Regions from separate parts of the Homo sapiens genome. Here region 2 is linked to region 1. Evidence: chromatin loops called from intact Hi-C (ENCODE). Cell type or tissue: mammary epithelial cell. All regions are shown on one strand. Links, peaks and the distances in the headings refer to the core of each region. The heading gives the core; the rest is flanking DNA.

What was found. A loop is a pair of places that touch in the nucleus more often than their neighbours do. Peaks named below come from ENCODE experiments on the same cell type or tissue, not always from the same donor. Only the 100,000 strongest peaks of a DNase experiment are listed, where the experiment ranks them.
Region 2: it touches region 1 in a loop (12-fold over the local background); 8 of 110 quality-filtered maps call a loop at or near these places.

What each region holds. Positions count from the first base shown.
Region 1 is chr12:76,950,052-76,955,434 of GRCh38, reverse strand. No RefSeq gene overlaps it. Among named protein-coding and RNA genes, the nearest start is that of CSRP2, 74 kb to the right of the region's middle. In mammary epithelial cell, for the core only: a CTCF peak has its summit at 2,242 (motif pointing left); a DNase peak (open chromatin) is centred at 2,264; H3K27ac peaks cover 325 bases.
Region 2 is chr12:77,008,915-77,014,297 of GRCh38, reverse strand. No RefSeq gene overlaps it. Among named protein-coding and RNA genes, the nearest start is that of E2F7, 54 kb to the left of the region's middle. In mammary epithelial cell, for the core only: a CTCF peak has its summit at 3,173 (motif pointing right); no DNase peak of the experiment used is centred there.

The DNA of each region.
Region 1 (5,383 bases), core at 240-5,239:
GAAGCTTTGATAAATGTTGAATAATGGGATTGGTCCTTCCTTTCTATTTTAGACACTTCAATAATGATTTGTATCATTTTGAAGAACTCTTAGAAGTGGATGTATGTTTCTATTGAATGAAATGCTGTACAAAGCAGAAACTGTAGGCAACTTCAGGAAGGCCAAAATATTTAAGTTACACATGCATTATCATATTTTTTTTTTTTTTTTTTTTTTTTTTTGACACGGAGTCTCGCTCTGTCGCCCAGGTCGGACTGCGGACTGCAGTGGCGCAATCTCGGCTCACTGCAAGCTCCGCTTCCCGGGTTCACGCCATTCTCCCGCCTCAGCCTCCCGAGTAGCTGGGACTACAGGCGCCCGGCACCGCGCCCGGCTAATTTTTTGTATTTTTAGTAGAGACGGGGTTTCACCTTGTTAGCCAGGATGGTCTCGATCTCCTGACCTCATGATCCACCCGCCTCGGCCTCCCAAAGTGCTGGGATTACAGGCGTGAGCCACCGCGCCCGGCCGCATTATCATATTTTATCATCACAACAACCCTATGAAAGAGCTATTATCTTTTTTTTTTTAAGTGGGGAACTGAGGCTCAAAGGACTAAGATATTTGCCTCAGCTTTTACCTTTGGAAAGTTGCACAATGGAAATTGAACACACTTTGCCAAAGTATATCCAAAATACTTTGTAGATTTTACTAGAATACCATGCTATGTGGCCTAGAAAAAAAAAAATTCTGGGAAAGGGGCAGATTCAAACAGGGTTGAGAGGAAAAAAAAATTCCTTAGACGGGAATTTCCATGAAATTTGTAAGATAAATAATCAGAAATTAAAAGGGAGGTTTGTTGCTCTGTATAAGGAAGGCAAAAAAAAGAACCACACTATTTTTTTTTTTATTATCGTTGTTGTTAGAGGAAAGGTAGCTGCACTCTAACTAGCTGAGTGACTTTGGGGAATGTACTTCACATGTGAGTCTCAGTTTTCTCATCTGTAAGATAAGTGACTGTGAGAATTCAATGATATAATATAAAAAGTACTTAGCTATAGTGACTGACATGTTGTAAGTTTCAAAACTGTTAACTATTATCATCATCATGATTATTCTAATTATTTCTCTTTCCCTGCCCCAATCAGTGCTCACCAATGAGTGAGAATTTATTATATTCCTCTTGTGTTCTTTGAGAAGATTGGTTTCTAAGAGATTTCTCTCTCTCTCACACACACACAGACACACACACACACACACACACACACACAAGATGTGCCTACAGGCAACAGAAAAAAAGTAATATTAGAACAATCTGCAACATGAATGATATGAATGATCTTGGACCATCACCAAGATCAGTAGGACTTCACCCCCTGGCCAATAAATAACACTCACATCTCTCTTACATGGAGCGTGGCTTCCAGAGTGCCAAAGCTGCCAGTCCTCTGTGGCTGGAAGGAAAGTTGTCATATAGGGAAGACTAAAAGCAAAACAAGAAGGTCACAAAGGAAGGGACCTCCTATTCTCTAAGAAAGATGAAAACGGATCTTTTGCTGTTTTGCTTGATGTTTAAAACGCACTGAGTGAATTCAATCTTTTGAAAAGCATATGGACATGCCAGGATTTTGGTTTTTTTTTTTTTTTTTTTTGGGGGGGGGAAATTTGCTATACCTGAAACATTTTTTTCCTAAAAATGTCTAAGCTGGATTTCCTAAAAATATCTGACATTTTTTCCCTATCAATGTCTAAACTGGCAACAGTTATAAATAAACTCTTTGCTGGAATCCTAGGAATTGATTCTTAAAACTTAATATAGTTGTAGTTAGTGGTTTATAGACTGTTGAATAACTAGGCCAATAAAGCAAGCAATGGGACCAAGAGGGTAAGTGGTAGGAGGCAGGTGGATGGCTTCATTTATACAAGGCTGGGGGTCTCAGGGTGCCAAGTAGGGCTTGTGTGGAGCCAACCATCTAATGATGAGAGAAATTAACAACTGGCTGGTAAGGATATGTAACCTTTAATCTGTTCCACTTCTGGTCTTCCAGATTTCTTTCTCTCTCTTGATTTCAGTCTCTGAGTCTGGAGCCTGAAACCCATAATAGTGTGAACACAGCAATTTATTAATGTAGAAGTACTTTATATTTCAGAAGTATAATTTCAGAGCTGGGAAGGATTTGGGGAGGGGTGATCTCGTTCAGACTAGAACAGTCAGTCATCTCTTCACTAGGATGACACCAGCATGACAAAGACCAGGAGTGCCACCCTCAGGCTGTAGAACAGATGGAGAACTGGAAAAACTGGCTGGAAAGGAAAGTGAGAGAAAGGGAAGGCAGAAAAGAACAATGGAAATTAGCTGCAGTGGAGAGTGGCAGCTACAGTAATTGTTGTAAGACTTTCTTACAGTGTCTGTGACTCGAAGCCATATCTACCCCTGGGCTAGATTTTACCTATGCCATTCGACATGTGACCTGATATTAGAGATATAACAGAAAATTATGTGCCAGGCACAATTGCTAATGCCTGCAATCCCAATAATTTGGAAGGCCGAGGCAAGGGGATTGCTTGAGCCCAGGACTTTGAGACCTGCCTGGACAACATAGCAAGACCCTGACTCTACAAAAAGTAATAAATTAGTCAGGCACGGTAGCACATGCCTGTAGTTTTTGCTATTTGGGAGGCAGAGGTGGTTGGATCCCTTGAGCCCAGGAGTTTGAGGCTGAAGTGAGCTATAATTGTATCACTGCACTCCAGCCTTGGTGACAGAGTGAGACCCTGTATCAAAAAAGAAAAGAAAGAAAATGATGGTCTACCTTTTCATGAGTCCTACATCCCCAATTATTTCTTTGCTAGTAGGCAGGGAGTCATATCATCCCAGACTCTGAGCTTAGACAAGTGGGGTATGTGTGATCTTCCCATGCACCATCACTATCTCCCTAAATAATGCATAATGGTTATTTGCTTAATATTTTACAGTTTACAAAGCAATAAAGCTCCATGGTTAAGACTCTGGAATCAGAGAGCCTGAGATTGAACCTTACCTCTTACTGGTTGTGTGACATGGGGCAAGGTAATTCATCCATTCAGCAAATACTTATGACCATAATGCACCAGGCACTACAAACATAACAATGAACCAAACAAATGTCCTTCTTTGTATCATGTATCTCATATGCCAGTGGAAGAGGTAGACCGTGAACAAATAAGTAGACACATGCATACTAGACCGCAATAGGGGCTAAGGAGAAAAAATATAAAGCAGAGAAGGGGTAGCCGAAAAATTGGAGGTGTGAGCTGCACATTTACATATAGTGACCAAGGAAGGCTTACTAAGAAGATGAATTTTGAGGAAAAAAAAAGACTCAAAGGAAGGAATCATGTAGATAATTGGGGGAAACACATCCAGGGGCAAAAGCTGCCCGGGGTGATGACCCTAAGTAAGGGGAAAGGTGGTGTCCAAGGTCACAGTAACTGACTTGAGCAAGTGAGGGAGAGAGTGGGATAAGAAAAAGCCAGAGAGGCAGCCTTGTAGAACATAGGGTGGATTTTGGCTTTTACTCTGGATAAGGTGGAAAGATTTTAAGTAGAGTAGTGACAAGATCTGACTCAAGTTTCAGCAGGATTATTCTGCCTGTTGTGTTAAGGATACATTGAAGAGACAGATGATGAAAACAGGAAGACCAGTTGGGAATCTATTGCAATAACCCAGGCAAGAAACAAGATGGTTTATATTAACTAACATCTCTGTGTGGGTTTTTTTCCCTCTATAAAATGGGCATAGTAATGCTCATTGTTCTGGGTAGGCAGTGCGATGCTGCATTAATAGATGTAAAGCCTTTAGAACAGTGCCTAGCATATAGCAAACACTAAAATATCAGCTATTATTTGGTCTCATTTGAATCCCTCAACTAGCTCCATTTAATGGATGTAGAAACTGAAACTTAAAAAACTTAAATAAGGCTGGGCGTGGTGGCTCATACCTGTAATCCCAACACTTTGGGAGGCCAAGGTGGGTGGATCACTTGAGGCCAGGAGTTCGAGACCAGTCCGGCCAACATGGCTAAACCCCATCTCTAGCCAGGTGTGGTGGCGTGTGCCTGTGGTCCCAGCTACTCAGGAGGCTAAGGCATGAGAATCACTTGACTAGGGAGGCAGAGATTGCAATGAGCTGAGATCTCACCACTGCACTCTAGCCTGTGCAACAGAGTGAGACCCTGTCTCGAAAGAAAGAAAGAAAGAAAGAAAGAAAGAAAGAAAGAAAGAAAGAAAGAAAGAAAGAAGAAAGAAAGAGAGGAAAAGAAAAGAAAAGAAAAGAAAAGAAAAGAAAAGAAAAGAAAGAAAGAGGAAGGGAGGGGAGGGGAGGGAAGGAGAAAAAGGGAGGGAGGGAGAGAGGGAGGAAGGAAGGAAGGAAGGAAAGAAGGAAGGGGAAAACTTAAATGACTTGTCTAAAGTCACAATATCTTGAAAGTGTTACAGGCAGGAATTGAACATGAGTCTTAAGCCTGTGTGCTTTACAGTGTGACATGTTGCTTCTACTTTCAGGGAAGTAATTCATTCAAACTTCCTTCTGGCCATGAACATTTGCTCTGATTCTGTTCATCAGTTTAACCTGTCACCCAACAAGGTCCTGAGCAAACCCTGGGCCATAGAACAAGTAGGTTTGATGAATGGAAGAAGACAGGGAGAGGTTCAGAGTATAGAATGACTCCTAGTTGAAGTAAGCCCACACTGAGAACTTAGAGAGGATAAGCGTGAGACACCTTAGGAAGAAGGTAAAAGAAAAACATAGAAAGAAGACAAAATGTGTGGGCATGTTAAAAAAGCTAAAGAATAAAAGGAAAGGCCAGGCGCAGTGGCTCACACCTGTAATCCCAGCACTTTGGGAGGCCAAGGCGGGCGGATCACCCGAGGTCAGGAGTTCGAGACCAGCCTGGCCAACATGGTGAAACCTCGTCTCTACTAAAAATACAAAATTAGCTGGGCATGGTGTTGTGCGCCTGTAGTCCTGGCTACTCAGGAGGCTGAGGCAGGAGAATCTCTTGAATCCGGGAGTGGGAGGTTGCAGTGAGCTCAGATCCTGCCATTGCACTACAGCCTGTGCAACAAGAGCAAAACTCCCTCTCAAAAGAAAAAAAAAAAAAAGAATAAAAGGAAAGAATAGAAACAAGAGATTAAATCCTAGAAGCAAATTTTACCTTTTTCAAAATCCTGATCAGGGTTGACCCTGCCTTGTCTTTTACACTCCATAAGTTTCTTGAGTAACTTTGCTTTTGACCTGCTCCCAGTTTTCCACATCTCTTTTTAGCATTGATAAAATGCAGCCAGCCAATAAAATTGAGAAACAACTAACGTAGAAGAAACAGAGAAGAAAGTGTATCTAAAATTAAGATCAATTGAAGAACAA
Region 2 (5,383 bases), core at 121-5,120, 59 kb before region 1:
TGATCTCTTTCCATAATGTACTACTACTAAATAGTTTAACTGAAATAGCTAGATCTATATGTAACAACATGGATATGTCTAAAATATATACTGCTGAGTGGAAAAAGCTGTAAATATAGCAAAGGTTAACAGTTGGTAATTTTGGGATATAAATTCTCATGTCTTTTTTGTATTGATCTCTGTATTTTTCTGTATGATGGAATAAGTTGTAAAATTAAAATGAATACAGTTGACCCTTAAACAATGAAGGGGTGGGGACTGTGACCTGCATGTAGTCGAAAATCTAAATATAACTTTTGACTTCCCCAAAACTTAACTACTAATAGTCTACTGTTGACCAGAGGCCTTACCAATAACATAAACAGTTGATTAACACATATTCTGCATGTTGTATGCATTATATACTGTATTCCTATGATAAAGTAAGCTAGAGAAAAGAAAATGTCATTAAGAAAACTATGAAGAAGAAAAAATGTATTTACTATTCATTAAATGAAACTGGATCATCATAAAGATCTTCATCCTCATCATCTTCACATTGAGTAGGCTGAGGAAGAGGAAGGAGAAGGGTTGGTCTTGCTGTCTCAGGGGTGGAAAAGGCAGAAGAAGTGGAGAAGGTGGAAGGGGAGGCAGGAGAAGCAGTCTTGCTGGGTGTAACTGTTTTGAAAAAAAGTCCCGTGTAAGTGGACCCACACAGTTCAAACCCATGTTGTTCTAGGGTCAACTGTATTTTTAACAATTTTAGAAAATGATAACCATCTGTTTACTATGGTTATCAACAGTTCCTAGATTTTGGATTTTTGTGATAAGTTATTACATTGGCTTGAAGACCTGTGATCTCTTCCTGGAGGAGGTGTGTACATCCTTACCATGTTGAACTCAAGAGTGGCCATGAACTTACTTTTTCTAAAGAAACTAGATGGAAATGATGTGTGTTCTCCTGAAACAGAAGTTTTGAAAGACTGCTCATGGTTTACAAGATCTTGTTTCTCTCTCTGCCAAGAAACCAGATGCTCCAAATGGGCTGCTCTGTTACTGTCTTGGGCAAGAAGCAGAGCTGTAGCCAATCTGCAATGAACAAGGACTTGTCTTCAAGTTGTTGAGTTTTGGGGTTGTTTGCTACCTCGACCTAATTTAGGCTATCCTGACTGGCATAATTTAATAATAATAATAACTGAGGGGACCAACACAGCATGGCCAACATGGGATTTTAGAAAGTCAGAGCTTTCAAAATCATTGCTAACATTTCCCAACACCATCTTTTGTTGTTGGTTTGGTTTTTTTCGGGGTTTTTTTAGTGCAGAAGTTATTCTAGCAAAATAATAGTGACTTAAACTCAGTGAATCCAACACTGAAACCTTAACTATGCCCCCTCGACCCCTACCATGGCAGCTCATTTTGGCATCAGCCTTATGAAACGCTTCCTTACAGAGAAGCTTTTGGGATAAACCAGTGATTTCAGCATCAGTGTGGAAAGACTTTTCAAAGGATAGATCTATACAGATAATTTTAAGGGGATTAATTTATTTATATCTTCAAATTCCATCTGGGTGCATCTCTAAAATATATTTGCCTAGGTAATCTCTGGTCAACTGTTAAGCTAGTTCTCTGTTCCCATTGCCCCTTTCTCTAAATTTTCCCTCTCATTGCAAAAGAAGAGCTTACCTCCCATGCAATTGAAGGTTACAAACATTCCCTGTCTGGGGTATAGAAACCTCTAGAACATCCATCACAGGGATGATTTGAAATATTGTCTGTGCTGAAAGAGTAAATTATTCTGATGACTGGGCACCAAATCCTGCTGCAGGTCCTGTAGTTTCCGATTCCTTGGCTGTCAACAACCTTGAAGCAAAACCTAATCAATGTGTCTACTGGTCATTAAAAAAAGAAAATTATTTAAAGTATAAGTCGGCTGGGCACAGTGGCTCTCGCTTACAATCCCAGCACTTTGGGAGGCAGATCACCTGAGGTCAGGAGTTCGAGACCAGCCTGGCCAAAATGGTGAAATCTCATCTCTACTAAAAAAGATCACCTGAGGTCAGGAGTTCGAGACCAGCCTGGCCAAAATGGCGAAATCTCATCTCTACTAAAAATACAAAAATTAGCCACGCTTGGTGGTGGGCACCTGTAATCCCAGATATTCAAGAGGCTGAGGCAGGAGAATTGCTTGAACCCGGGAGGTGGAGGTGCAGTGAGCTGAGATCACGCCACTGCACTCCAGCCTGGGCGACAGAGCGAGACTCTGTCTCAAAAATAAAATAAATTTTTTAAAAAAGTATACATCATTTAGGGCAAATAACTTGGAAATTGTTCTAAAAATTCAGTTAATGCTGCCTAATAAAATTTCTTCCATACTTATTTCTGTGACTGAAGTTTCTTGAGGCTTACAACTAGAGAAAAATGATAAATATGAATAGTATCGATGCTGACCCTTGTCTCATTCTAGCAATAATATTCATCATGGATATGTAAACTAATTTTTAAAGCTTCATATATCTCAAGTATTAATTACTTTTTAATGTTTAATAATTATTTTAAATAAATTTAAATAAAGTAAATAAAATTATTTTCAATAAATATTTTAACATTTGTGTTTCAATCAGTTGTATACTTAAAAATGTAGATAACTAAAGCCTTGTGGTCAACAGAAAAAATTATAACTTAACTTTTAATTTATATTTATTTTTGTTATAGAGAAATATATATAGTGTTTTATATATACATAATATTAAATATAGCATTATATATTAAAACATAAATGTGTGTAAAACAGAATTTAAGTCTATTGGGGAAATGGAATTCAAATATAAGACCAAGGAGGAAAAGGAATTATGTGAAAATTACTCATTTATAAAAGCTTTTTTGTGTAATTTAAAAATAGCTGATGGTGAATATCAAATCCCACTGGTATTTAAATTCCCTTCTATACATTTAAAGGAGAAATATAGCAATTTTATTTTGAAATGTCAATATTCATGAACCATAAGAGATTATATTATTTACAACCATTTAAACTTATAATTAAAATGTTTACATATCAACTTAAAAATGTGCCATAAGTTTTCAAAATTATTTTCAGGGGCACGTGAGCAAAACCATCGGAAGGTCTCAGAGATAGAGCTTCTTATACCCATCCCTCAGCTCCCGCTAGGCTCCCCGCATTGTCCACACGGTGGCAGTAGTGTCTGTGCAGCCTGACGGATTTCCAAAGCTAGAAGACTTCTAAACCATTTCTATATTTCATTTGCAATCAACGTGTTAAATAAACAGTTTACATTTCCCTTGCATTAGAGCAATAAATGTCCACTGTGACTTACCACTGCTGAATTTCAAAATATTTCATTAAAATTTCCAGTCATGTAACAAATAAATAGCTATAAATACCAGAGCTACATAAATCACTTTTCACCCACCTGGGAATGAGCCGGACGTTAAATTCATTTTTACACTCCTCCCTGCTTCTCTCTTCCCCACTGTTCACACAGTGTCTGCCCACCCCTTAGCTTCAGTTGCTAAGCAACTGAAAGAGCTTTGTTGTTCTTGAACACTAACCATTAATTGCCCTCATTTTCTCCAATGAGAACATGCCTGCAGCCCAAATTACCTCCTTTTCCTGAAGAACAGACCAAGATGCTTATAACTTATGCTAATCATAAGGCAAATCCCATCCCAATAGAGAAATGCAAGAAAAGGAAATCCAGAATGCTTGAGCAACTCTGAACATAGTACACAAACACTGTGCTCATAAGGGCCAATTTTGCCTTATTTAAAAGATTATGATTGTATTGAGCACCTATTATATGCTAGGCACTATGCGAGTGCTTAACATGCATTATTTATTTTAATACTCAACCCCACTTTTTGAAGGTTTTTATGCCTCAGAATGGGACAACTTTTTAAGATTGAGTTGGACAAAAGGTAAATTGTTGTTTTAAGGAAGGGGAAATGGGAATGGAAACTGGCTTACCAGTTAGGAAAATCTGGTTTTCTCTCTTTTTTTTTTTTTTTTTTGAGACGGAGTCTACCTCTGTCGCCCAGGCTGGAGTGCAGTGGTACGATCTCGGCTCACTGCAAGCTCCGCCTCCCGGGTTCACGCCATTCTCCTGCCTCAGACTCCAGAGTAGCTGGGACTACAGGCGCCCGCCACCACACCCGGCTAATTTTTTGTATTTTTTAGTAGAGACGGGGTTTCACCGTGTTAGCCAGGATGGTCTCAATCTCCTGACCTCGTGATACGCCTGCCTCAGCCTCCCAAAGTGCTGGGATTACGGGCGTGAGCCACTGCGCCCAGCCAGTTTTCTATCTTAATTTTTACTTTAATTATCTGGATTGGAAAGCTCAGGCCCTTAGAAGTTAAATGACTTGCCTAGATTCTGTCAGAACCTAACGCCATTGTGGCACATTGCCTCTAGCTCATATTGGACACAGAATGATGTGGGAATTACTATCTTTCAACATCTTTGCCCAACATGTAGAAATATGATGAAAATTTCTACATTAAAATTCTGGTAGTCTCTTGATGCATGAAAGAAATGTTTGCGGTATGAGGGGAGTTGTGACCCCAGTTTGAATCTTGCTTTGCCACTTGTATAACCTGAGAAAGTTCCCATCTCATTTGGGGCCTCAGTTTTTCCTCTGTAAAAATAAAGGTAAGTACTATCTACCTCATAGGAATGATTTGAAGATTAATGTTGTATATTAATTGGAGTATGTTAAACTCCTGTAACAAATGGACTGCAAAGTGCATAATGGTTCAAACACTATGCAGGTTTTCTTCTCGCTCACCTTGTAGGGCAAGGTAGGCATACCTCATCAGCAGCATGCCTCTGCTTCAGGGGAACAGGTTGACGGCAGTTCTGCGGTCATCAACACAGGACTTTCAAGATCACCTAGGCATCATTTTCACCCAGGGAAGCTGGAAGCAGGGAAAAGGGGAAGGAGCATATTTGAGAGGCTTTTGGAAGTCAGACCAGGAGATGGGACACGACTTCCACTCACATTCCATCAGCTGGTACTCAGGCACAGAGACACAGCCATCTGCAAGAAGCTGAGAGATATAACCTGCCCGAGTGCCCAGAAGAAAGGAACCCAGAATTTGGAGAATACCTAGCAATCTCTGCCAAGGGTCATGTTTCTGTAATCATTTCTTACTATGCACAGAATAAGAGTTGAGTTAGTGTTAGCTTCTTCCCTTCTCTCATTCCTTTCTCACTTTTTCTCTTGCTATCATCCATTCTACTATATAAATAATATTTCTCATATCAGATATTACCATTGATCACAGAATGAAAACTCTTCAAATGATATCAGAACAGCAAAACAGAGATGAGATGATTTTTATAAAAAACAACCTCTTGCCAAGAAGGGATTTAGGTTTACTTAT